2 separate regions of the Homo sapiens genome follow, and region 1 is linked to region 2. A link is an interaction called in ENCODE POLR2A ChIA-PET data of the cell type or tissue named here. Cell type or tissue: OCI-LY7. All regions are shown on one strand. Links, peaks and the distances in the headings refer to the core of each region. The heading gives the core; the rest is flanking DNA. Region 1 has its middle 14 kb from the start of OSBPL3. Region 2 overlaps OSBPL3 (oxysterol binding protein like 3).

Evidence for each region. Peaks named below come from ENCODE experiments on the same cell type or tissue, not always from the same donor. Only the 100,000 strongest peaks of a DNase experiment are listed, where the experiment ranks them.
Region 1: POLR2A ChIA-PET joins it to region 2 with 5 read pairs; 6 of 35 experiments call an interaction of 5 or more read pairs at or near these places.

What each region holds. Positions count from the first base shown.
Region 1 is chr7:24,988,008-25,000,845 of GRCh38, reverse strand. No RefSeq gene overlaps it. Among named protein-coding and RNA genes, the nearest start is that of OSBPL3, 14 kb to the right of the region's middle. In OCI-LY7, for the core only: no CTCF peak of the experiment used is centred there; no DNase peak of the experiment used is centred there.
Region 2 is chr7:24,927,094-24,939,931 of GRCh38, reverse strand. All of the region lies in intron 1 of OSBPL3 (oxysterol binding protein like 3), which reads left to right. Among named protein-coding and RNA genes, the nearest start is that of OSBPL3, 47 kb to the left of the region's middle. In OCI-LY7, for the core only: no CTCF peak of the experiment used is centred there; a DNase peak (open chromatin) is centred at 6,951; H3K4me3 peaks cover 3,131 bases; H3K27ac peaks cover 3,288 bases.

The DNA of each region.
Region 1 (12,838 bases), core at 4,867-9,866, 61 kb before region 2:
AGAAAACACTCTTCAGGATATTATCCAGGAGAACTTCCCCAAACCAGCAAGGTAGGCCAACATTCAAATTAGGAAATACAGAGAACACCACAAAGATACTCCTCGAGAAGAGCAACCCCAAGACACATAATTGCCAGATTCACCAAGGTTGAAATTAAGGAAAAAGTGTTCAGGGGAGCCAGAGAGAAAGGTTGGGATACCCACAAAGGGAAGCCCATCAGACTAACAGCAGATCTCTTGGCAGAAACCCTATAAGCCAGAAGACAGTGAGGGCCAATATTCAACATTCTTAAAGAAAAGAATTTTCAACCCAGAATTTCATATCCAGCCAAACTAACCTTCATAAATGAAGGAGAAATAAAATCCTTTACAGACAAGCAAATGCTGAGAGATTTTGTCACCACCAGGCCTGCCTTACAAGAGCTCCTGAAGGAAGCACTAAACATGGAAAGAAACAACCAGTACCAGCCACTGCAAAAACATGCCAAATTGTAAAGACCATTGATGCTATGAAGAAACTGCATCAATTAACAGGCAAAATAACCAGCTAATATCATACTGACAGGATCAAATTCACACATAACAATATTAACCTTAAATGTAAATGGGCTAAATACTCCAATTAAAAGACACAGACTGGCAAATTGGATAAAGAGTCAAGACCCATCAGTGTGCTGTATTCAGGAGATCCATCTCATGTGCAGAGACACACATAAGCTAAACTAAAGGGATGGAGGAAGGTCTACCAAGCAAATGGAAAGCAAAAAAAAAGCAGGGGTTGCAATCCTAATCTCTGATAAAACAGACTTTAAACCAACAAAGATCAAAAGAGACAAAGAAGGCCATTACATAATGGTAAAGGGATCAATTCAACAAGAAGAGCTAACTATCCTAAATATATATGCACCCAATACAGGAGCACCCAGATTCATAAAGCAAATCCTTAGAGACCTACAAAAAGACTTAGACTCCCACACAATAATAATGGGAGACTTTAACACCTCACTGTCAACATTAGATCAATGAGACAGAAGGTTAACAAGGATATCCAGGACTTGAACTCAGCTCTGCACCAAGTGGACCTAATAGACATATACAGAACTCTCCACCCCAAATCAACAGAATATACATTCTTCTCAGTACCACATCACACTTATTCTAAAATTGACCACATAACTGGAAGTAAAGCACTCCTCAGCAAATGTAAAAGAACAGAAATCACAACAAACTGTCTCTCAGGCCACAGAGCAACCAAATTAGAACTCAGGATTAAGAAACTCACTCAAAGCTGCACAACTACATGGAAACTGAACAACCTGCTCCTGAATGACTTCTGTGTAAATAACGAAATATAGGCAGAAATAAAGATGTTCTTTGAAACCAATGAGAACAAAGACACAATGTACCAGAATCTCTGGAACTCATTTAAAGCAGTGTGTAGAGGGAAATTTATAGCACTAAATGCCCACAAGAGAAAGCAGGAAAGATCTAAAATTGACACCCTAACATCGCAATTAAAAGAACTAGAGAAGCAAGAGCAAACACATTGAAAAGCCAGCAGAAGGCAAGAAATAACTAAGATCAGAGTAGAACTGAAGGAGATAGAGACACAAAAAACCCTTCAAAAAATCAATGAATCCAGGAGCTGGTTTTTTGAAAAGATCAACAAAATTGATAGATTGCTAGCAAGACTAATAGAAAAGAGAGAAGAATCAAATAGACACAATAAAAAATGATAAAGGGGATATCATCACCAATTCCACAGAAATACAAACTACCATCAGAGAATACTATAAACACCTCTATGCAAATAAACTAGAAAATCTAGAAGAAATGGACAAATTCCTGGACACACACACCCTCCCAAGACTAAACCAGGAAGAAGTTGAATCTCTAAATAGACCAATAACAGGCTCTGAAATTGAGGCAATAATTAATAGCTTACCAACTAAAAAAAGCCCAGGACCATATGGATTCACAGCCGAATTCTACCAGAGGTACAAAGAGGAGCTGGTATCATTCCTTCTGAAACTAGGCCAATCAATAGAAAAAGAGGGAATCCTCCCTAACTCATTTTATGAGGCCAGCATCATCCTGTTACCAAAGCCTGGCAGAGAACCAAAAAAATAAGAGAATTTTAGACCAATATCCCTGATGAACATCAATGCAAAAATCCTCAATAAAATACTGGCAAACCGAATCCAGCAGCACATCAAAAAGCTTATCCACCATGATCAAGTGGGCTTCATCCCTGGGATGCAAGGCTGGTTCAACATATGCAAATCAATAAATGTAAAAACAGAACCAACGAAAAAAACCACATGATTATCTCAACAGATGCAGAAAACGCCTTTGACAAAATTCAACAGCGCTTCATGCTAAAAACTCCCAATAAACTAGGTATTGATGGAATGTATCTCAAAATGATAAGAGCTATTTATGACAAACCCACAGCCAATATCATACTGAATGGGCAAAAACTGGAAGCATTCCCTTTGACAACCAGCACAAGACAAGGATGCCCTTTCTCACCACTCCTATTCAATATAGTGTTGGAAGTTCTGGCCAGGGCAATCAGGCAAGAGAAAGAAATAAAGGGTATTCAATTAGGAAAAGAGGAAGTCAAACTGTCCCTGTTTGCAGGTGACATGATTGTATATTTAGAAAACCCATCGTCTCAGCCCAGAATCTCCTTAAGCTGATAAGCAACTTCAGCAAAGTCTCAGGATACAAAATCAATGTGCAAAAATCACAAGCATTCTTATACACCAATAACAGACAAACGAGAGCCAAATAATGAGTGTACTCCCATTCACAATTGCTATAAAGAGAATAAAATACCTAGGAATTCAACTTACAAGGGATGTGAAGGACGTCTGCAAGGAGAACTACAAACCACTACTCAGTGAAATAAAAGAGGACACAAACAAATGAAAGAACATTGCATGCTTATGGATAGGAAGAATCAATATTGTGAAAATGGCCATACTGCCCAAGGTAATTTATAGATTCAATGCCATCCCCATCAAGCTACCAATGACTTTCTTCACAGAATTAGAAAAAAACTACTTTAAAGTTCATATGGCACCAAAAAAGCCTGCATTGCCAAGACAATCCTAAGCCAAAAGCACAAAGCTGGAGGCATCACGCTACCTGACTTCAAACTATACTACAAGGCTACAGTAACCAAAACAGCATGGTTCTGGTACCAAAACAGATACATAGACCAATGGAACAGAACAGAGGCCTCAGAAATAACACCACACATCTACAACCATCTGATCTTTGACAAACCTGACAAAACAAGCAATGGGGAAAGGATTCCCTATTTAATAAATGGTGCTGGGAGAACTGGCTAGCCATATGTAGAAAGGTGAAACTGGATCCCTTCCTTACATCTTATACAAAAATTAACTCAAGATGGAGTAAAGACTTAAATGTTAGACCTAAAACCATAAAAACTCTAGAAGAAAACCTAGGCAATACCATTCAGGACATAGGCATGAGCAAGGACTTCATGATTAAAATACCAAAAGCAATGGCAACAGAAGCCAAAATAGATAAATGGGATCTAATTAAACTAAAGGGCTTCTGCACAGCAAAAGAAATTACCATCAGAGTGAACAGGCAACCTACAGAATGGGAGAAACTTTTTGCAATCTACCTATCTGACAAAGGGCTAATATCCAGAATCTACAAAGAACTTAAACAAATTTACAGGAAAAAAACAAACAACCCCATCAAAAAGTGGGCAAAGGATAGGAACAGACACTTCTCAAAAGAAGACATTTATGCAGCCAACAGACACATGAAAAAATGCTCATCATCACTGGTCATCAGGGAAATGCAAATCAAAACCACAATGAAATACCATCTCATGCCAGTTAGAATGGCGATCATTAAAAAGTCAGGATACAAGAGTGGCTGGAGAGGATGTGGAGAAATAGGAATGCTTTTACACAGTTGGTGGGAGGGTAAATTAGTTCAACCGTTGTGGAAGACAGTGTGGCGATTCCTCAAGGATCTAGAACTAGAAATACCATTTGACCCAGCGACCCCATTACTGGGTATATACCCAAAGGATTATAAATCATGCTACTATAAAGACATGCACGTGTATGTTTATTGTGGCACTATTCACAATAGCAAAGACTTGGAACCAACCCAAATGTTCATCAGTGATAGACTGGATTAAGAAAATGTGGCACATATACACCATGGAATACTAAGCAGCCATAAAAAAGGATGAATTCATGTCCTTTACAGGGGCTTGGATGAAGTTGGAAACCATCATTCTGAGCAAACCATCACAAGGACAGAAAACCAAGCACTGCATGTTCTCACTCACAGGTGGGAATTGAACAATGAGAACACCTGGACGCAGGGCAGGGAACATCACACACCGGGGCCTGTCAGGGGGTGAGGGGCTGGGGGAGGGATAGCATTAGGAGAAATACCTAATGTAATTGACAAGTTGATGGGTGCAGCAAACCAACATGGCTCATGTATACCTATGTAAGAAATCTGCACATTGTGCACATGTACCCTAGAAAAAGTATAATAAAAAACAACAACGACAACAACAACAAAAAAAGGTATTATTTGGAAGCCTTGCATTTTGGATATTAAAATTCTACTTTTACCCTATTTTTCAAGGTATGAGATATCTTATACTTAAGAACTTTCAGTTTATAAAATGGTATAGATAAGAGGAAATCTATACAAGTGACTTAAATGCATGAACTCTACGGGAAGATTTGCAATTACTGATAATTGTGTAATTTTAGATTGATAAATACGTTTGGAATCTAAACATTGTAGAAGCAGAGAAGACACTCTCAAGTAGACGTTCAGGGGCTGGGTGGGGTTTAATAGATAAGGAGAGATCCCATTAGGTCCTACACAGTCACATTTGAGAAAAGCACTTTATTAGGTTTTAGACTTGCCCCTCTTCTGTTAGCTTGTGTTTTTAGTTTATTGAAGTGCATCATAGAACCCAATTAAAAAGAGAATAGAGCCAAAGGAAATTCAATTCTTATTTGACAATTCATTTCTCAGAGAATGAAATCATGTCTTTTTAAGGCAGCACAGATGAAACTGGAGGCCATTATCTTAAGTGAAACAACTCAGAAACAGAAAAAAAATACCACAGGTTCTCACCTATAAGTGGAAGCTTAATAACGTGTACACAAGAACATAGAGTGTGGAATGATAGACAGTGTAGACTCAGAAAGGTGAGGCGTGGGACTTAAGTGGAGGATGAGAAATTACTTAATCGGTACAATTGTACTTTGTTCTGATGATAGATGCCCTAAAAGCCCTGACTTTACCACTACACAATATATCTATGTAACAAAATTACATCTGTATCTCAGACATTTATATAAATAAGATGAAAACATGAAATTCATGTGTAAGCATGATTTCTTATTAAAAAAATGAGACAGCAACCAATATAAGGGCCAATTAAACAAAACAGAAAATTGAAAATATAAACAAAAGCAAAAAACTAAAAAGAGAAACATCTTTCTGAAGACAGAGTAAGAAGACACCTCATAAAATTATTTAATTATTAAATTATGGGTCAGAATATATTATTTGAAAACTCTTCAGCAGTTCAAAGTAAGAAAGTATAAATTCAATAAAGTTAAACAATTTTAAGGCATTAACAACTGAGCTAAAATGTAGCCAGGTAAAATGTATAATGACACAAATGAGATGAATATATGATAATAAACAAAAAAAGCATTAAAGTACTTAACAGAGAAAACAGGATTGAGAGTAAAATAAATCAAATGAAAATGTGAAGGTCAAGTTTATAAAGTTTTCTCAAAATGTATAAGAAAATAACTAGATGAAAATACACAGATAAGATGTTACAATTTAAGAAACCAAATACAAAAATTTTAAAAACCAATCATTAACATGTTCTGCAATATTTAAAACTGAAACTATAAATTAAAAAATAATAGAAATACCAAGTCAGTTGATTAACATTGTTTTCCAAAGAATGCCATTTAAAAATTGAACTGAATCCAATCCACAAATATTTCTTTTCTTTAATCTACTGAAAACTTTTTGCTTACTTTATTTCCATTTTTTCTAATTTTGTTCATGATTTATTATTGTAACATATTTAGAAAATCGAACATATTTATAATAGGTGCTTCTTATATATCTTTGCTTCCTAACTCTAATTTTCTGTCATTTCTGGCTCCTTAAAAACACACATTTTTACAATTCTGGAAGATAATTTCCTGTTTGGGAAAATGTGTATTAATATTTTATTAGATGACAGAATTTGTTTTCATACATAGTTGAATGCAGAATTTTGCTATATTTTAAAAATGATGTTGGACATTCTTTTAATCACAATTTCCAGAGAACAGCTGTAATCTAATGAAATTTTAGGAAATCCTTATTGTGCAAGAGTACATAATAAAGCTGCTAGTTGTAAACTTTTACTTATTTTCAATATTTTCATGTATTTTTAGGACAACAAATAAAATCTTGTGTGGAAATTAAACACAAAATACTTCTTAACAGTCAGAAAGAATGTCAAAAAGTTCATATGCTTTCCTCAAAAGCGTTGCTGCTTTGGTCCTCACCTAGAGTACATTTATTCTTATTTTATGGGAAAAAAAAATCTGACTTCAGCCTCCACTAAAACTGCTGTCAGTGGACATCAGTGCCTTCCTTGAGAAAATAACGTCCTTTCACTTATGAACTAATTCTCTTGGCAGCATTTTTAATGTTGAATCCTTTCTCCCTTTCTTATGACTTTTAATCAATTAAATAATTGGATAAAGAAAATGTGGTACATATACGTCACAGAATACAAAGCTGCCATAAGAAAAGAATGAAATCATGTATTTTGCAGCAACATGGATGAAGCTGGAGGCCATTTTCCTAAGTGAACAAACTCAGAAACAGAAAATCAAATACCGCATGTCCTCACTTACGCATGGGAGCTAAACAATGAGTACACGTGGATATAAAGATGGATATAACAGACACTGGGGACTCCAAAAGGCGAGAGGGTGGCAAGGGGACAAGGGTTGAAAACTTACCTGTTGGGTAATGGTGAACCCAAAGTTCACTATTTGGGTGATGGGTATGCTAGAAGCCCAGACCTCACCATATCTCCATGTGATGTATCCGTGTAATAAGCCTGCACATATACCTCCTAAATCTACAATTTTACAAAAGAAAAATGAATCATAATTAAGGTAAAATTTTAAAAATTAGGCTAGGCACGGTGGCTCACGCCTGTAATCCCAGCACTTTGGGAGGCCGAGGCAGGCGGATTGCCTGAGGTCAGGAGTTGGAGACCAGCCTGGCCAAGATGGTGAAACCCTGTCTCTACTAAAAATACAAAAATTAGCCGGGCGTAGTGGAGCATGCCTGTAGTCCCAGCTACTCGGGAGGCTGAGGCAGGAGAATCGATTGAACCTGGGAGGCAGAGGTTGCAGTGAGCCAAGATTGCGCCACTGCACTCCAGCCTGGGTGACAGAGTGAGACTCTGTCTCAAAAAAACAAAAAAACAAACCAAAACAAACAAAAAAATAAATTACCCATTTTCAAGTGTACAGTTCAGTGGCATTTAGAACATTCACAACGTTGTGCAGTGGCCACCTCTATCTAGTTCTTAAACATTGCTGTCACTCCAGAGTAAAACCCTGAACCCATTATGCAGTTTCCCCCATTCTTAGCCCCACACAGTCACAAATCTCCACTTATCCCTATGGATTTATTTATTCTGGACGTTCTCTATAAATGAAATCATGCAGTATATGGTCTTTTGTATCTGGCTTCTTTCACTTAGCACAAAGTTCTAAGTTTTATTTTTGGGAGGTAGCATGCATCAGTACTTCATTCCATTTTATGGCTATATTTATTATTTATGTATAATGTTCCATTTTATGGATATGCAAAATTGTGTTTATTCATTCTTCACTTGATGTACATTTGAGGTGCTCCCACTTTTTTGCTGTTATGAGCGATGCTGTTGTGCACATTTGTGGGGTTCCTAACTTTTCCACCTCAGTTTTCTCATCTCTAAAACCGAGTTGGTAATGGTAATTAGCTCATGAAATTGTTAGGATTAAATGAGGCTTAAGCACTTAGAATTGTGCCCAGAACATGGGAAAGGCTCAATAAATCTTTATTATTTTCGTAATACGTAAGCACTCAAAGTATCAGAAGTTGGTTTGTGGTAGGACAAATGACTTTAAACATCTCAATTCTTGAAGTCATCATTATCTTACTTTAATAATTAATGTAAGAAATAGTGACCCTGAATTATATGTGAAAGGTTAAAATTTCAACTATGGTCAGCATTTTTGGGAGGTAAAAAGGCAGGGATAAGTATGATACCATCTTGACGGATTTCCATCAAAACCTAGCATTAGACAGGGGAAATAAATAAGGCCTTACAGAGAGTCAAATGCCTTTTTAAAAGTAATAAGCTTTTAGTTTGAAGAGGCGGCATGAAGATTAGCTCATGTTCTAAGGGACTTTGAGTGCCATATCTCAAGCAGTAGAATTATGTGACGAAAATGATAAATGAAGAAGAGCACCCTGGAACTTCTGAGCCCAGTAGATGTGAGATGTGAGTGGAAGTAGGAGGACCAGAATGGATATTTGTACAGAGGTTGGGGGATTGTCCTGGAGAGGCGACTGGCCATATGAAGAAGAAGCAACGTACCTGGCAGCCACCTTGTATGAAAAATTGATAGAAAATGGGAAGAGACCCGCAGGAGAAGGGAAGATTCAGAACAAATGTTCTAAGCTTATGTGAGGGAAGGGCAGGAATGTCACACATGGGAATTAGAGAGTTGGAAAGGGCAGGAAGGACTGCTTTGACACCTCTGTCTTCCCACACGTTTTACTTTCTATTTAGGATTAAAAGGAGATATAGCAACACTCTTGGCTGCATTCGTGAGATCTATTTCCCATTTCCCCCTTGCTGTATCAGTCACAGTGGGTTGAGGTCTCACTGACATGGTTTAGCACCCTTTGAGCAGCCCTAGAAAGGTTTCCACACCAGCTCCCTCAGTCTAACATGCATTTCCTAACGAAACGTCATTTCATTTCCTAAAAGAAGCCATGTGGGTCTTGCCATGAATACACAGCCAAGACCGTAAAGAAATACTTGAAAATGCACTTGCTCAGCCTGCTCTTGAGAAGGAAACAATGAAGTTCTTTCCTTCTTCAATGGGGCTCAAGGGGCTTGGCTTGTGGACAAGCCACACTTCGAATGTAGAAATGTGCAGAAAAAATGAATGGCAGGCCTAAGACTGCTTCCTTAGAAAGGCCTGCTTGCAAGGCTGGCCCCTGACTGGCCTCTGGGAACCTAGATGTAGGGAAGGTTCTCAAAATTCCTTAACTCATAAGAGTGGCCTGAACTGTCTGTGCAAACTGTGTGGTTTATGCTGCACACCTGCCTTCCTTCTACATTTACGAATTGAACTCCAGTTTTTTGTTTTGTTTTTCAGGTATGAACCCTATGGTCTAAATCAGTCATGGCAGAAATTTTGTCTTGCCTAATGTCTGCTTTAAGTATGAATGGGCATGGGCCCCAATTCTGACCAATGATACACAAAGGTAATTCAGCTGGGGGCTTCTAGGAGAGGTTTTTGTACTTATAGAATGTGCTCAAGGAAGGTGTATTCTTTTCTGCCTCTGGACATGAATATTTCCTGACATGATATTGATAACTGCTATGTACATCCAGACTGAGGAGAAAATCCTCATGGTAAACTTGGCAAAGCAGAGATACAGAAAGAACCTGAGTCTTTTGCTGACATGTTTGAACCACTGAATGAACCCAGGCTGAAGTCACCATATCTCCAGACTTCTTGCTGTGTGATAATACATCTTTTTTAAGTGATCTTTAATTGAATTTCTCTTATTTGGAGCTAAAGTATCCTAGCAGACAATTAAAATATAATTCCACTACCTTGTTAAGTGAATTTAGATTGTAGTGTTTTGTTGTTATTTTTGTTGTTTCATAGAGAAGAGGCTCTTGCTATGTTGCCTAGGCTAATCTGAAACTCCTGGGCTCAAGCAGTCCTCCTGCTTTGGCCTTCCAAAGTGCTGGGATCACAGGTGTGAGCCACTGCACCTGGCCTAGATTGTAGTTTTTGAACAAAATGTATTTACGCATTTGTTTAACCAACAGTTTATGGAACGTCTTTTATGTGCTATGTGAATGGAGGACATCCAAGAAGAATAAGAAAAAGAGCTTACAATTCAGAAGGGAATATAAATTCCCACATTTATATGCCCAAATATAAATAAATATACAATTGTTTACCCAAATAAATATATAATAAATATCATATGAGGCATCTGAAGTCACATGAGACACTACAACATAATGCTGGTGTTATGTAAGTTGTTTCATACCAACATTGTTCTGAGTTCATGTTATTCAGGACACAAGTGATTCCAAATCCCTGAGCAGAGCTACCTTCCTGTCTTGCTGTCCAGAATTGGGGCATAAGCCCATTCATGCTTAGAGCAGTCACTGACAAGCGAATGCCCACCATGACAGATTGAGTCTCTGGGAGTGGTGATCAGGACAGAACTTGTAAAGTTGAGGTCTTTTTGGTCTGCTTCCCCCAGTAAGAAGAGTACCCACGTGAGGTACTCCCCGGGGTTCAAGCTCCTTAAAGTGACAGTTGCTTGTGGTTCAAGCACACGCTAGCTAGCCTTCAGCTAAACACAAATGGTCAATGCAGCGAAGAATGTTCAGCCTCCCAGAGCTCAGACTCCTTCATCCTACGGAGCTATTATGATTTTCCATTTCTGTTAGTTGGGAAGAGGTTGCCCAGGTACCATCCTATTCAAGGAATACATGGTTCAGCTTACTGGATAAACAAGCAGTATTTCTGACTCTTATTGGTTCAATGTATACTTATTGTCCACTTCCTTTAGAAATGTGGCTCTATAATGTGGGAGAGGATGGGGTGAGAGCAACAGGCTCCAACATCGCCACAGCAACACCAGCTAGCACAGGCTCGAGGAGAGCAATTTTCAGAGCCATATTCATGGCACATCTTTTAACCCAGTAACTCCACTCTAGAAATTTCCCTAAGAAGGAACTAGTGGGCAAATAGATACTTCACTGTAACATGATTAAAAGAGAGATCAATTAGATTTCTTTGTGAAAGGGAGGTTTATTAAAAGTGAAATTACTAAAAAATAAATTTTTATAAGTATCTTCCTTTCCTTAAGGACCTACCTCAGCTGATCATGTTATTGCTTTCAATCCCTGTAATAAACTGTGAGGCAGCTATTAGGAATTTCATTTTTAAAATGAAGAGGCAAAAATTGAGAAAGGTTAAATTACTTGCCTAAGATGAAAGAACTACTAAATTGAAAAAATAGTACTTAAACCTAGTCTTTTTTGTATTCAAACTTCAGTTATTTCTGTTATGGTACAAGTTAAATTGATATTATACATATTTTTCAGGGCTTTTTGTAGTCTTCATGATGATCATTTGAATGAATATATAATATTGTATTGATAATCATGAAATAACAATTAGGAAAACGTATATAATATCAAATCAGAAATATAACTTAAGTGTGTATTTACTCTAAAAATACAACTACATGAAAAAATATTAGAAGGAAACATTGAACAATAAAAATAGCTTTTTTGTAGGTAGCATTATAGGCAATTTTATTCATTTTCTTTAACTTCTATTACTATTATTATTAATATTATTTTAGAGACAGGGTCTTGTTATATTGCCCAGGCTTGTGTGCAGTGGCTTTTCATAGACATGATCATAGCCCACTATAGCCTTGAGCTTCTAGGCTCAAGTGATCCTCCTACCTCAGACTCCCAAGTAGCTGGGACTACAGGTGTGTGCCACCACGCTTGTCTAACTTCTATTGTTTTTTGTTTTTGCTATTGTTTTGATGTTATTTTGTACACAGTTTCTTTTGCAAGAAATACTGGGGTAAAGCAAACACTGAAAGATCATTCTTTTGGAATCATCAGACTTTCTTCCCCATCTCATAGTCCTAGCAAGTTGCACTCACCTTGAGGAAGGAAAAAAAAAAAAAGGATTATATAGGTATTGATATGTCTCATTCTAAGCATATACTCTTCATAGACAAGTTTATTTTTGGTTACAGGAATTCAGTTTATTATCTTAACAGTCTGTAAGAACAAGAGCAAGATAGTCACAGTTTCTTCCCTGAAGTACCAATTTCATCTGAGTGTGATATTCCAATTGCTGTGGATCAGTAGGGAATTGCGTGTAAGAAATAAGCATCAGGGAACAGGGCACTTTCTTTTGATGAAACCACAGGTTAAAAAAAGTTTTTCACCTTTGTGCTAGCCTTTTTCATATCTCCACAGTGTTGTTTAACCAGCAATATACGGAATGTCTTTTATGTGCTATGTGAAAGGAGGACACCCAAGAAGAATAAGAAAAAGAGCTTATAATTTAGAAAGAAATATAAAATGGGCACCCAAATAAATATATAATAAATATAATATGAGGCATCTTAAGTCACATGAGATACCACAACATAATGCGAAAACACAATTTTCACCTTTGTGAAATACTCTCAAGAATTATCGTGAAATGACTCTTACATACAATTCCCTACTGATCCACAGCAACTGGACTATCACACTCCACAGTGTTGTGGAGTTAAGAAGAGGCTAACACAAAGGTGAAGAATTTACTTCAAGTAAAGGTAACACTATACACAGACATGGAGGATTCCTAGTTTCCATTTCTGTAAATAGGGAAAGGTCTATGTGAACCCGCCTATGGCAGGATGGAGGCAGCCAAACTAAGCCCACTTCTGC
Region 2 (12,838 bases), core at 4,500-9,499:
GATTTGCTGCACCTGCCAACCCATCATCTAGGTTTTAAGACCTGCATGCATTAGATATTTGTCCTAATGCTCTCCCTCCTCTTTCCTCCCACCCTCCTAACTTTAGTTATAGCCCCCTGTTACTGATTTTTTCCCCCTTCTCAGTGACTGAACTGGGTCATTCCATTCTAAATCTTCACTGTCTCCCAAGGCCTCTTGATGACATTTTGGCCTGTTAATGTTTGATACTGTTGACTATTAGGGTGATTTTGGCTGCAAGTAATGGAAAACCCAAATAGAAGAAACTACATTTAAAAAGTCTAAAATTAGGGAAGTTCCAGAGTTGCTTAATTCAGTGGGTTGACTGTGTCCTCAAGGACCCAGTTTCTTTAGTCTTTTCTTCCTGCGTGTTTAATTTTTTAAAACATGCAACATGTTAACTTTTTGTTTCCCAAACTTTCCCTAGAGTTCCATTGGCCAGGATTGTTTCAGATGCACTTGCTTAAGCCAATCAATAGCAAGGGGAAATGGGATTTTACCTGATAGGTTTAGAATTGTCAGGATTTACAGCTGGGGTTGGGGAGGAGCCCAAGCTCTCCTCAAGCACATAGCTTCCTAATAGCTGAACAAAATTGGAATTCTTGTCAGCCACAAAGAAGCACAGGAGAATGGCTACTGGGCAGACAATTACCAGTAGCTTACACCTCCTCCATCCTCAGAGACCTTGGTCCTTTGGATTATGGACAGTGTTGTTCTTCCTTCTCTGAATATTCTTGATGTCTTAGTTTTCTTCATTTATCTTTTCTCTTTCTTTCTCTTAAATACTGCATTTCCTGGGATACTTACCTCACCATCTCTTCTTGCTCAGTGCTGATTCCTTGGGCTATCTTAACTGTTCCTATGATTTCATCCAATATCTCTGTGCTAAAAATTCTTTAATCTTTATTTCTACACTGATTCCTACCCCTTGCACTCTGTTTCATTTGTTCTTGTGTTCTGCATCTTAATTAATCACATCATTTACTATGTCAAATAATGTTGCCTCCCATTATATACTTTTTCCTTAATAACAATCTTTTTTTTTTTTCTTTCTTGGCCACATTAGTTTTGCTCTCAAAACACACACACACACACACACACACACACACACACACACACACACACACACACACATCAAAACAAAACCTCATTATTCAGTTTTCCTTGCAGCTAGGTATGGCCGTGTGACTAAGGTCTTGCCTGTGTATGTTATTTAGGAGTATTGTATGGGACTTCCAGGAAGCCTAAAAACAAACAAACAAACAAACAAACAACTTCAGCTGGGAGGTATACCCTTTTGCTCTTCAACTTTTCCTTCTTCTGGCCTTCAAATTTGAGTGATGACTAGAGTTTCAGAAGCCATCTTGGTCCCTAAGGAGACCTTGAAAATTGAAGCTGGGATAGAAGGATCTTTGGTCATTATAACCATGAAGCTGCCATATCAGCTTTGGAATGCCTACCTGTGGATTTTCATGTGGCAATGTAGTAGTTCAGGCTGCTATAACAAATATCATAAACCGGGTAATTTATAAACAATAGAAATGGGTTGCTTACAGTCTGGAGACTGTGAAGTCCACGATCAAGGTGCTGGCAGATTCAGTGTCTGGTGAGGGCTGCCTGCATCATAGATGATGCCTTCTTTGTGTCCTCACGTGGTGGAAGGCAAGACAGCTCTCTGGGCTCTCTTTCATAAGGGTATTAATCCCATGCAAAGGGGGAGCCCTCATGACTTGATCACCGCCCAAAGGCTCCAACTCCTAATACCATCAGGTTGGTGATTAGGTTTCAACATACCAGTTTTGGCGGGACAGAAACTTTCAGCCCATAGCAAATAAGCCCTTGTATATTTAGGCCACCATTTGGAGATAAGGAGGAAGTATCTTATCGGTTGCAGTTAAATGTAGTTCCTAACAGATATTTCTACTTTTGTTACCCAAGCAGAACACTCCATAGTTTTCTTCTCTGTCCTTCACTGTCCACATCCTAATTCATGGATTATACTTTGGAAATACCTTTCGATTCTGGAAGCATAATATAAAACCAGAACAAGAATATCGTTTCTACACTCACAAATTTGTTCAAATTAAATAGTTTGACTACACCAAGTATGGGCAAAGACATGTAAGATGGGAGCTCATGTTTTATTAATGGCAATATCATTTGGAACAACCAGCTTGGAGAATGATTTGGTAATAAGTAATTAGTTAGGTTTAAGGTGTTTCATGTTTTATGCCTGATAGCACCATAAACCTCCAGTTCTATTTCCAGATATGTAAAAGTGTGGCACATGTATTGGGACGTCTCATGTATGCTCTGTTCACTGCTGTATTGTTTGTTAGAGAAAAACATTGGAAGCAACCTAAATGTCCATGAGTAAGATGGATAAATAACTATAATGGACTCAGTAAATTAAATTCTATAAAGCAGAAAGAACTAAAACTATATGTATCCTTATGGGTAAACCTCAAGAATAATGTTGAACATAAAAGTCAAATTGGGGATTATATACAGAATGAGCCCATTCATAATAGTTAAACAATTGAAATAAAAATTTACTGATATGGTTTGGCTGTGTTCCCACCCAAAGCTGCTACAAAACTTGAATTGTAGTTCCCATAATCCCCACGTGTTGTGGGAGGGACCTGGTGGGAGAAAATTGAATTATGGGAGAGGTTCCCTCCATCCTGTTCTCATGATAATAAGTTAGTTCTCACTACATCTGATGGTTTTATAATATAAGGGCCTTTTCCCCCTTTTGCTCGGCATTTCTCCTGCCGCCATGTGAAGAAGGACATGTTTGCTTCCCCTTCTGCCATGATTGTAAGTTTCCTGAGGCTTCCCCAGCCATGCTGAACTGTGAGTCAATTAAACCTCTTTCCTTTATAAATTACCCAGTCTTGGGTATGTCTTTATTAGCAGCACAAGAATGGACTAATACAGTATCCTTTTCTATGACAACTGCTGTTGCTGCCTCTAGTCAGGACCTCATTGTTTTTCACCCGGTATATAGTTTTAAGAGCTCAATAATTTATCTTCCTATTCCATTCTCTCATTCCAACTCACTTTTGATACTGATACCAGTCTAGTCCTCTGTTTAAAAGCCTTTGAGTTTCCTACTGCATATAGGATAATGCAGGCAAACTTTTATCATGTTATTCACGATTGTTTCCAGAATCATATCCCTTCACATCTTCCCTAACTTCTACATACCTGTTCTCCAGCAGGCCCTCAAAGTATTTGTGCCTGCAGGCAGTCTCTGTGACTAGAGTGACTCTTTCCCCTATTTTCATTTTCTCTTTGCCACCTGGCAGAAGCCCAAATAGGAGGTTTCAAGGCCCACAGCTAGGGTCCTTCCTTTCTCAGAGTCATTCTGCTTTCCCACTCCTAGACAGAATTGGCTGTTTACTTCTCCATATACTCCCAGGACTTTATTCTCATTGGTGGTGTTAAGAACTTGGCCCATTGTATTGCATTGCAGTTTTGACCTTGTTAAGAGCAAGATCTTTGTCTTGTGCATGTTGAGGTCTTGGAGAACCTTTGCATAATTTTAGTACATAGTCTGTGGTCATTAAAGGTTATATTGAAAGAACGTATTCATGTTTGTGGATTGTGAGAGGAAAAGTTAGCCCTAAGTAACAGCCTGTATTCACTGTCTCAGCTTCCTTTGAAATATTCGCATATGTTCTTACTTACTCACTCAGCTTCATGGGGAAGAACTTTTCAAGTTTATCTTTTACTGGAACCAGTAACTTAAGGCCCCTTCATTATGAAGTTGATAGAGGTTGTGTTTTAGGGGAGTGATACAAAAGATGGTAGTTTTCAACCAGAAGAAATCTTAAGAATGAATTAAATGGTGATAAAAAAAAAAGATTCCTGGGGAGGGGGGAGGGATAGCTTTAGGAGATATACCTAATGCTAAATGACAAGTTAATGGGTGCAGCACACCAGCATGGCACATGTATACATATGTAACTAACCTGCACATTGTGCACATGTACCCTAAAACTTAAAGTATAATAATAAAAAAAAAAGATTCCTTCTTCGAGAATATACAGAACATACCTTTTTTTTGGTCTTTTTCTCTGCTTTATTAAAGCAACTCATACTCATTGCAAAATAGATGCCAGAATACATAAAATAGAATTTGTAGAAGAAAATTAAATATTGGTGTTCCCCCACCCCACCCCCAGGCACATAGAGACACATGTGAGAATTGAATCATTCTATAAATATTGTTTTGTAACTTTTAAAAAAACCTAATGTGCCATCAATCAATAGAACTTTTCATCATTCTTTTTAGATATAAGCATACTTTATAATCTAAATTGTATAACTGAAGTATATGGCCTAACCACCACCCAGGTCAAGATATAGACCATTTCTAGTAGTGTAAAAAGTTCCCTTGTAGTTTTCTCTGTGGTGATGGACAATTCTGTATCTTGTTTGTGGTGGCGATTACATAAATATATATGAGATAACATTTTATGGAAATATATACAATACATATATACACATACACACAAAGTGAGTACATGTAAAAATTGGTGAGTTTCTGAGTAAGTTCTGTAGCTTACCATAATCTGAGTAAACTGTGTAGCCTAATTGTAGTGTGCCAATATTAATTTCCTGTTTTTGATTGTAGTTATACATAAGATGTTACCATTGGTGGGTGCTGAGTGAAGGGTACACTGGACCACTCTGCAGTATTTTTGCAACTTCTTGTGAATATATATTTCTTCAATTAAAAAGCCTCCCTCATGCCTGTTTTATCATTTTAATGGATGTCTTATAGGTTATTATGTAGTTGTACTACAAATTATTTATCAAATTTTCTATGCATTGAGATGTTTTCCTTTCTTTACTAGTACAAACAACCTTATGATGAGCAACCTTGTACATATTTTTTGAAAGGGGGCTTAAAGGAAAAGCCACTAAAAGTTCTTGTGAGTCATTTTAAATGGCTACATACAATTTTTAAGAAAATGCATTATGTAAAATGAAACAAACCCATGCAGTAGAAATAATTAAGTCCCCCAGAAAGAAGGCATTTCAGCAAAATTATAATTTCTGGCGTTTCCATCTGCCTGTTGCCAAAAGTCCAAGGATGTTGAATCCCAAGCCAAGGAACAGAAGACATAACTGAAAATTGGCCTAATTCAAACCTGTGTCATTATATCACTTCTGAAGGGTGAAATATTTCCAGAAAAGATCCATTCAAAAGTAAGCTGTATGACAAACTCTATTTTACAGCATTTATTTAAAGGATAAAGCCGTCTAAGTAGTTATGCTGAGTTTCCTTGATATGGTTCATCCTGATTTCTAATCCGATTTTGAGAAGATCAGCTTGCATGATAGACTTCTTGAAACCCTAATGTACTTTGTGCTACTCCCTAGTGGTTGGGGGCCAAAAGATAGATATGTTTTTGATAACACATGCAGTATATGAGGGTTGTTTTCCATTTAGGCACAGCAGGTACTCTATTCTCTACCAGTAAATGAAGGTGTTTTGTTTTGTGTTGTTGACACTGTTCATTTCACTTATGTTCTATTCCCGGCTATTATTGTGTCTTTGATCTGAGGAACTCGGTTATCTGTCATTAAAGCTTAAAACTCAGACACAAGAAAGGATTATAATGAAAGGGTTATTGCTTCTGAGACATCCAGCAAAGCAGGCTTACACTTGTCAATAAGATCAGTGTTGAACATGCCATATCTGTGTAATATTTGAATAAAAATTTGTTGAGATGATTGATACTGGTGTTTTTAAAATGAGGCCTGTATTGAAGTGGTGAGATTTAATTTTTCATGTAAAAGACTGCTCCAATATGACCTTATTTTCCATCAGTTACAAGCTTGAACTCTTGGCTCCAGCTGAGAAAATTAACTTCCTATCAGATTCCTATTTTAGAGCTATTACACACATGGTCTATCTGCATTCTTAAACTTTGCTTTTCTAATGTCATCTATAAAGGTATTTATAGACTAAACTGATTTAATGCCAACAAATCTTAGTATTTGTTGTTTTACTCTATTTATGCTAAGTGGCATAGCTCTTGTGTATATATGTTTCGCTGTATATTTGACTGAAATTCCAAACTTTGATAGCAAAAGCAGATAGTAACTTTGGGAATTACCCATTGGTTTGCTTTTCTCATAACTAATTATTTAAATATCAACTTATGATCAGAACTGAGAGCATAGGCAAATACTTGCCTCAACTGGAGTTTAAGATAAATAAATGATAGAAATGCAACATTTCTTTTTTACACAAGCTTAGAGTTTTGCTCAATTACTAGTTTTTCTTGGGAATGGAAGCATAATCGGAAATATTAATGATTTAAGTGTTTTGCATGGTAGGGTGAATCTTGTTTGGGGTTTAGACTAGCTTGAGACTGTTAATAAAGTTTTCTCGATGTTTTTCTGGATTTTTTTTGTTCTCCTGATGTTGGGCATCTTTTTAAATATTCATAAACTTAACATATTGTTATGTCCATGAAATTATTCAGTAACAAATCAGAGTCCATTGAGAGAGAAAATGTTCTAAAGGGTGTATGTTGGCAAGGTTGCTTTTTACCTTCATGGGTTGGTTCTTTTTTTGACTCTAGAGCAGTGTTACTAAATTGTCAAGCTGAAATGCCTCTTATTTGACTGCCTTTTTGGGAGTTTGCAGGTGGTACTCATGATCTTTTCTCCTTTGAACACGTGTAATTGAATGTCCCTGTCCTCTTTATTCCCCATTTTAACCTTGAGCAGCGAACCCCCCTCTCAGCTGGGTCCCAGTTCTGCAGGCGTCTGCGTGCGTGGCCTGTTATTACTCTCTGAATCACTGCTGGCCTTATTAAACTATTTTGGGCAGCAGCCCTTCCATTCTCCTCCTGTGAACCGTGAAGACTGGAGTTGGTGCAGCAGCATCAGGTCCGGTGTGGAATTTGAATATGGAGGAAAGACGGTTCACTGGTTTGTAACATGGCATTCTGCCTTACAGAACAGTGGGGGTCTGTCCCCGGGGACCAGTTGGAGTCTTGAAAGTTTTTGTTTCTTTTAAAAAGTGATCTTAGAAAGATCGTTCCTGAATGCCCAACATTTCAAATGCTTGAATATAAGGCAGTTTGGTCTTTGCCCCTGTCTTAGTCCATTTGGGCTGCTCTAACAAAATAGCATAAACTGGGTGGCTTATAAACATCAGAAATTTACTTCTCGTAGTTCTGGAGGCTGGAAAATGCAAGATCGAAGTACTATTGGATTTGGTGTCTTGGGAGGCTCGTTTTTTGGTTGGTAGACAGTGCCTTTTTGCTGTGTGCTCACAGGGTGGAAGGGACAAGGCAGCTCTGTGGGGAATCTTTAAAAGGGCACTAGTCCCATTCATGAGGGCTCTGCCTTCATGACCTAATCACCTCCCAAAGACCCCACATCCCAATGCCATCAAATTGGTGACTAGGTTTTAATGTATGAATTTCAGGGGGACATCAACATTCTCACCAGAGCACCCCCTTTTCCCTTTCATTTTCTCTAGGATGTTTATGATCCTGGTTTGTGTTGGTGGTGTTCTCTTGCTCTTGCATTCTAACCTATCTCAGACCCCTGGGCGCACAGCTTGAAACTTGACCGGGGAATGCTGCAAGTACACTGGATAAAAAGGTGATCTTCAGTCCGAAATGCCTGCATTCAAATTCCAGTGATGGTGGACAAATATGACCTTGTTAAGCCTCAGTTGCCGAAGCTTTAAAGTGGGACAAATGTGCCCATTCATTTCTTATTAATTAAATAAGACATGGTTTATGGGAACTGGTTTATGGGAAAACTGACCACTGGTTTGAACCAGTCTGTAGGGAAAGCCCTCTGGCCTTTGTTAAGGAGAGATTATCATTCATCTAGTCTACATGTTTTGTTTTACAGATCAGTCACTGAGACCCAAAGGGGTTGTGTTTACGCGATGACACAGCTGTATGTGGGAGAGTGAGGATGAGAGCCCAGGTTTTCTAACTCCTAATGTTTTTCCATTAAGCCTCAGCTTCCCCATATATTGCTGGCTCAGGACCACATTTGAGACAGTATCAGTCTTGTTGATGCAAGTGTTTGTTGTTCATCAGAAAATGCTTTTTCACATGCTGTTTCATACTTCTCTTTATTTCCTTACATCCCCTTCCTTTTTTTTTTCTTTTAGGAAAGACTATATTAGTTGCCTATTACTGCTATAGCAAATTAAGTTGCTTTAAGCTTAAGTTGTTTAAATTTATGACTTAAACTAACACAATTTTATTTTCTTTCAGTTCTGGAGGTCAGAAAACTAAAATCAGGTGTCAACGGGCATTGTTCTTTTGGAGGCTTTTGTGGAGAATTCACTTCCATGCTTTTTCTGTCTTCTAGAGGCTGCTTGCATTCCTTGGCTCATGGCTTCACATCACATCTCCTTTTCTTCCTCTGTTTCCATCATCACATTGCCTTCTACATCTCCTGACGCCCTCTTATAAGGACCCTTGTGGTTAGATCAGACCTCCCAGGACAATCCAGGATAATCTCCCCATCATATCTGAGAAGTCCCTTTTGCCATATAAGGTACATTCAGTGCTTCTGGGGGTTAGAACATGGACATATTTGTGGACCATTATTCTGCCTACCACAGACAGGCACATAACTTATAACCCAGAGTTCCCAAATTATCTCTTTTCACCTATAGTTCTGAATTTTTTTCCAAATTAAATAACACTTTTCAGTCTGCTCACAAACATTTTTGTTAGCCATTCATACTCCTCCCTCTGTGCCCCACAATGAATACCTCCTTTTAGAAAAGACCTATTCTAGAAATGGAAGGAACTGACACCACCCCCTCAAATGACTGTTCAGACTTGTTGGCTTACCTTGATGTTCAGGAAGCAATGGTTGGGAAATGGATGTCTGGGAGCATCTGTCTTCCCACAGCTCACTTTTTGCCTCTGAACACGTACTTCCTGTGAGAATGTTAAATAATTTTTGGAATTAAAAAAGTCATCTTCACATTCTACCATGTATGTATTTGGCATTTGGATTGGAGAGAGGTTTGCCTACTTGTTTTTGGATATAGGTCAAGTTTCAGTGACAAAATCTCATTGATGAATTCATTTAATCAGAAATCCTTCACCTCAACCTAGGTTCTTAAACCCTTAAAGACTCCACAGAAGGCTTTCAGAGAGCCAGACCCTTTGGGACTGTGCAAAACCATATAATCATTTCTGGAAAGACTGGACCATAACTTTCATTAAATTTTTTAAGAGGTTAACCTGGAAAGGTTAATGACCAACTGAATTGATGGCTTTATTCTTCATTTCCCCCTTAGGTAAGAGGCCCTTTGAAGTACACTGCATATGTATTTTTAATATGTGATCTTTTTTTAGCTGCAACTCAGTGTCCCCCATTCCTATTGAAATAGACCTCCCACTGAAACCTGTGTCTTTTTTGCTGTCAGCAATAAAAAGTTTACTTTTTTTTTCTTGGCATATTTTGAGATATCTTTAGAACAAGAGATGGGAAACCTTTGTTAAGTGTAATCTTAATCTTGGATAGGCAGTATAAAATTTGTTTGTTTAGACAGGAATTGACAACAAAAAGTGTTGAGTTTTTCCCATGTATTCCTACAAACACCAGATGTTTTATTTGCACATTTTTTTTATTTTAGTGCATATTTCCTTGGAACTGAAAAAACTAGTTTCCTTCAGTTTTGCCATGCATTTCTGCCTCACCTTTGATCATTAGTTAATTAGAAGAATAAAGCCATCAATTCAGTTGGTCATTAACCTTTCCAGGTTAACCTCTTAAAAAATCATTAGTTACCCTTTCTTCTAACTCCTAAAGTTTTCTCATAAAGAATGTATGATATTTTCCTTCCTTTATCATTAACGATGCCTTCACCTTTACTTTACCCTTACCTTGCTCTATGAGAACCCAGAGAGGTGAAGACTAACTTTGGGGATTTGGTTGGTTTTTTTTACATTGCTAGATATACGAGGCTGAACAATAGTAAAGAGATATTGTATAAGCATACAGCAGATATCAAATGAAATCCAAAGATTTGCCAATTGATTCACTCCACAATTTAAAGCTTAGTGAGCAAAACATACATGACCAAGGATGATTACTTATGCTTTTGGAATCAGAAACGTTTTTTAAAAACAGGTACAATTTGGAATTAAACTCAGATGACTATAAACGGAATGCATTAATGTTCACATCAAAGTTCATGATTTGGCAAATTAGCTTGGAAGCAGCAGGCAAGGAGGGAGCCTTCCATTGAATGGAACTCCTTTCTTGATGAATTCTTATTCCTTAAAAAAAAAGTGTGGTATTTGGGAGAGAATTATAGCATGAAATAGAATATATTAATATACAAATTCTCTTTGAAACCTGTGGGACAGTCTGTAAAAAAAAAAGTGCTAAACTATTATGAAAGTACTGCGATATTTTTGGTAAAACTTATTGATGTTCATTTTTACTTAGTACAAGAATTTAAGCCTCATTTGGCTCAATTAACTATTTTATCAATAGGGAAGAAATGAGGTGGGATAGATGGTCTTTACGGCGTTAGCAACTATTTAATGACAAAGTTGGTGATAAAATTTACGACAACGACCCTGATCCAGCGACCTTTCAGTATACCACATTGCCTGTGTTCCTTAGAAAGAGGAAAAAGTTACACACTGAACGAAACAGATTTCAGACCTTCTAAATTAAACTACAGTGAGGCACACCTGCACACCCATCAGCATGACTAAAATGTAAAAGACTGACAATAGCAAATGTTGGCTAGGATGTGGAGCAACTAGAGCTGTCAGACATGGCTGGTGGGAGTATAAAGAGGTGCAGCTACTTTGGAGAGCAGTTTGGCAATTTCTAAAGCTAAACACGCTTACCCTCTGGCCCGTCGTACTGCTTCTTTGTATTTACCCAAGAGAAAGGCCTGTAATACAAATGTTAATAGCAGCTTGATTGTAACAAGTAAAAACTGGAAACAACTCAAATGTTCATCAGCTGGTGAACAGATAAATTGTGGTGCATTTATACAACAAAATGCTACTCAGCAGCAAAAAAGAAGGGACCACTGATATTAGCAACAACATGGCTGAAACTCAGAAACATCATATTGAGGTGAAGGAGCCATAAAAGAAAAGAGCATATTCTGTATGATTCCATTAATACAAAGTCCTAGAACAGGTAAAACCAGATGGTAGTGATAGAAATCAGAGGCATCAGGGTTAGAGTTGACTGCAAAAGGGCATGAGGGAGCTCTTTGGGTGAGGGAATGTTCTTTGAGGTGTTGATTGAAGCGATGGTTACATAGGCATATACATTTGCTCCAAACTCATCAGTCTGTACACTTAAAAGGGGTGCTGTATTCTCTTACTGCTATACAGAAATACCCTGAGACTGGGTAATTTATAAAGACAAGAGGTGGCCGGGCACGGTGGCTGATGCCTGTAATCCTAGCACTTTGGGAGGCCAAGGTGGGCAGATCACGAGGTCAGGAGATCGAGACCATCCTGGCTAACACGGTGAAACCCCGTCTCTACTAAAAAGACAAAAAAGTAGCCGGGTGTGGTGGCGGGCGCCTATAGTCCCAGCTACTCGGGAGGCTGAGGCAGGAGAATGGCGTGAACCTGGGAGGCGGAGTTTGCAGTGAGCTGAGATCGTGCTGCTGCACTCCAGCCTGGGTGACAGAGCGAGACTCCATCTCAAAAAAAAAAAAAAACAAAAAGGAAGGTTTAATTGGCTCACCATTCTCAGGCTGTACAGGACACATGGTTCGGGAGGCCTCAGGAAACTTACAATCATGGCAGAAGGCGAAGGGGGAGCAGACACATCTTTCATGGCCTGAGCAGGAGGAAGGTAGAGAGGAGGAGGTGCTACACACTTTTGAACAACAAGATCTCACAATACTCACTATCATGAGAACAGCACCAAAGGGGAAATTTATCTCCATGATCCAATCACCTCCCACCAGGCCCTACCTCCAACACTGGAGATTAAAATTTGAGCAGGGACACAGACCCAAACCGTATCAGGTGCATTTTATTGGATATAAATTATACCTCAAGAAGCATTTTTTTTCTTTACAAAAAGAGATAGGGTAGTGAGAAGCTAAGGTGTGGAACAGCAAAGCACAGTTGGTATAAAGTGTAAAATATTTTTATCATGCCATTGAATTTTCTGTAGTCCTATTTTCTCTCTCAAAATGGTAAACCTTCTGTTATTATGCCCTTACCACTTGTCTCAGAACACAGACATAACTACAAGCAAGTGTATCACGGTGAAAAAAACTGAACAATCCACCCATACACATTTTCATCAGCAAGCTTCTTCTGTGCCTGAGGATATTTTGCCAACTTAAGCAGTAATCATGGGAATCATTGAGAGCTTCAGTTATTAATTCTTCTTTAGTCACCAAAATTTTACTAGCATAACTATATATGCAAGTAAAATAATACCCCAAGAAATGCCAAGTGCTATTCTGTTCTCTAGGAGGAAGTTTAGAGGATTTGTAGACTGAGTAGCTTGGATTTATTGCCATATTCTCTGCTAAAAAGTCTAAAAATAAAAACGTTGGCATCACAGTTGGTGTTCTGAGTCATATTTTAAGGCCTGCAAGCTTGTACCTTATAAAAATGCTATTCAGAAAACTCTAAACTGCACATAAAATATATCTTCGTTTTTGTCAATTCCCCTGCTGGCTTCTTTCTTTTGGGTTTTCTTTCAGAGATATCTAGGACTAGAAGTGAAGACATACGAATCCTCTTGAAATGAGTTCCAGACATACAATGGAAGCAGCATTGCTTCTAACTGAGTCAAAGAT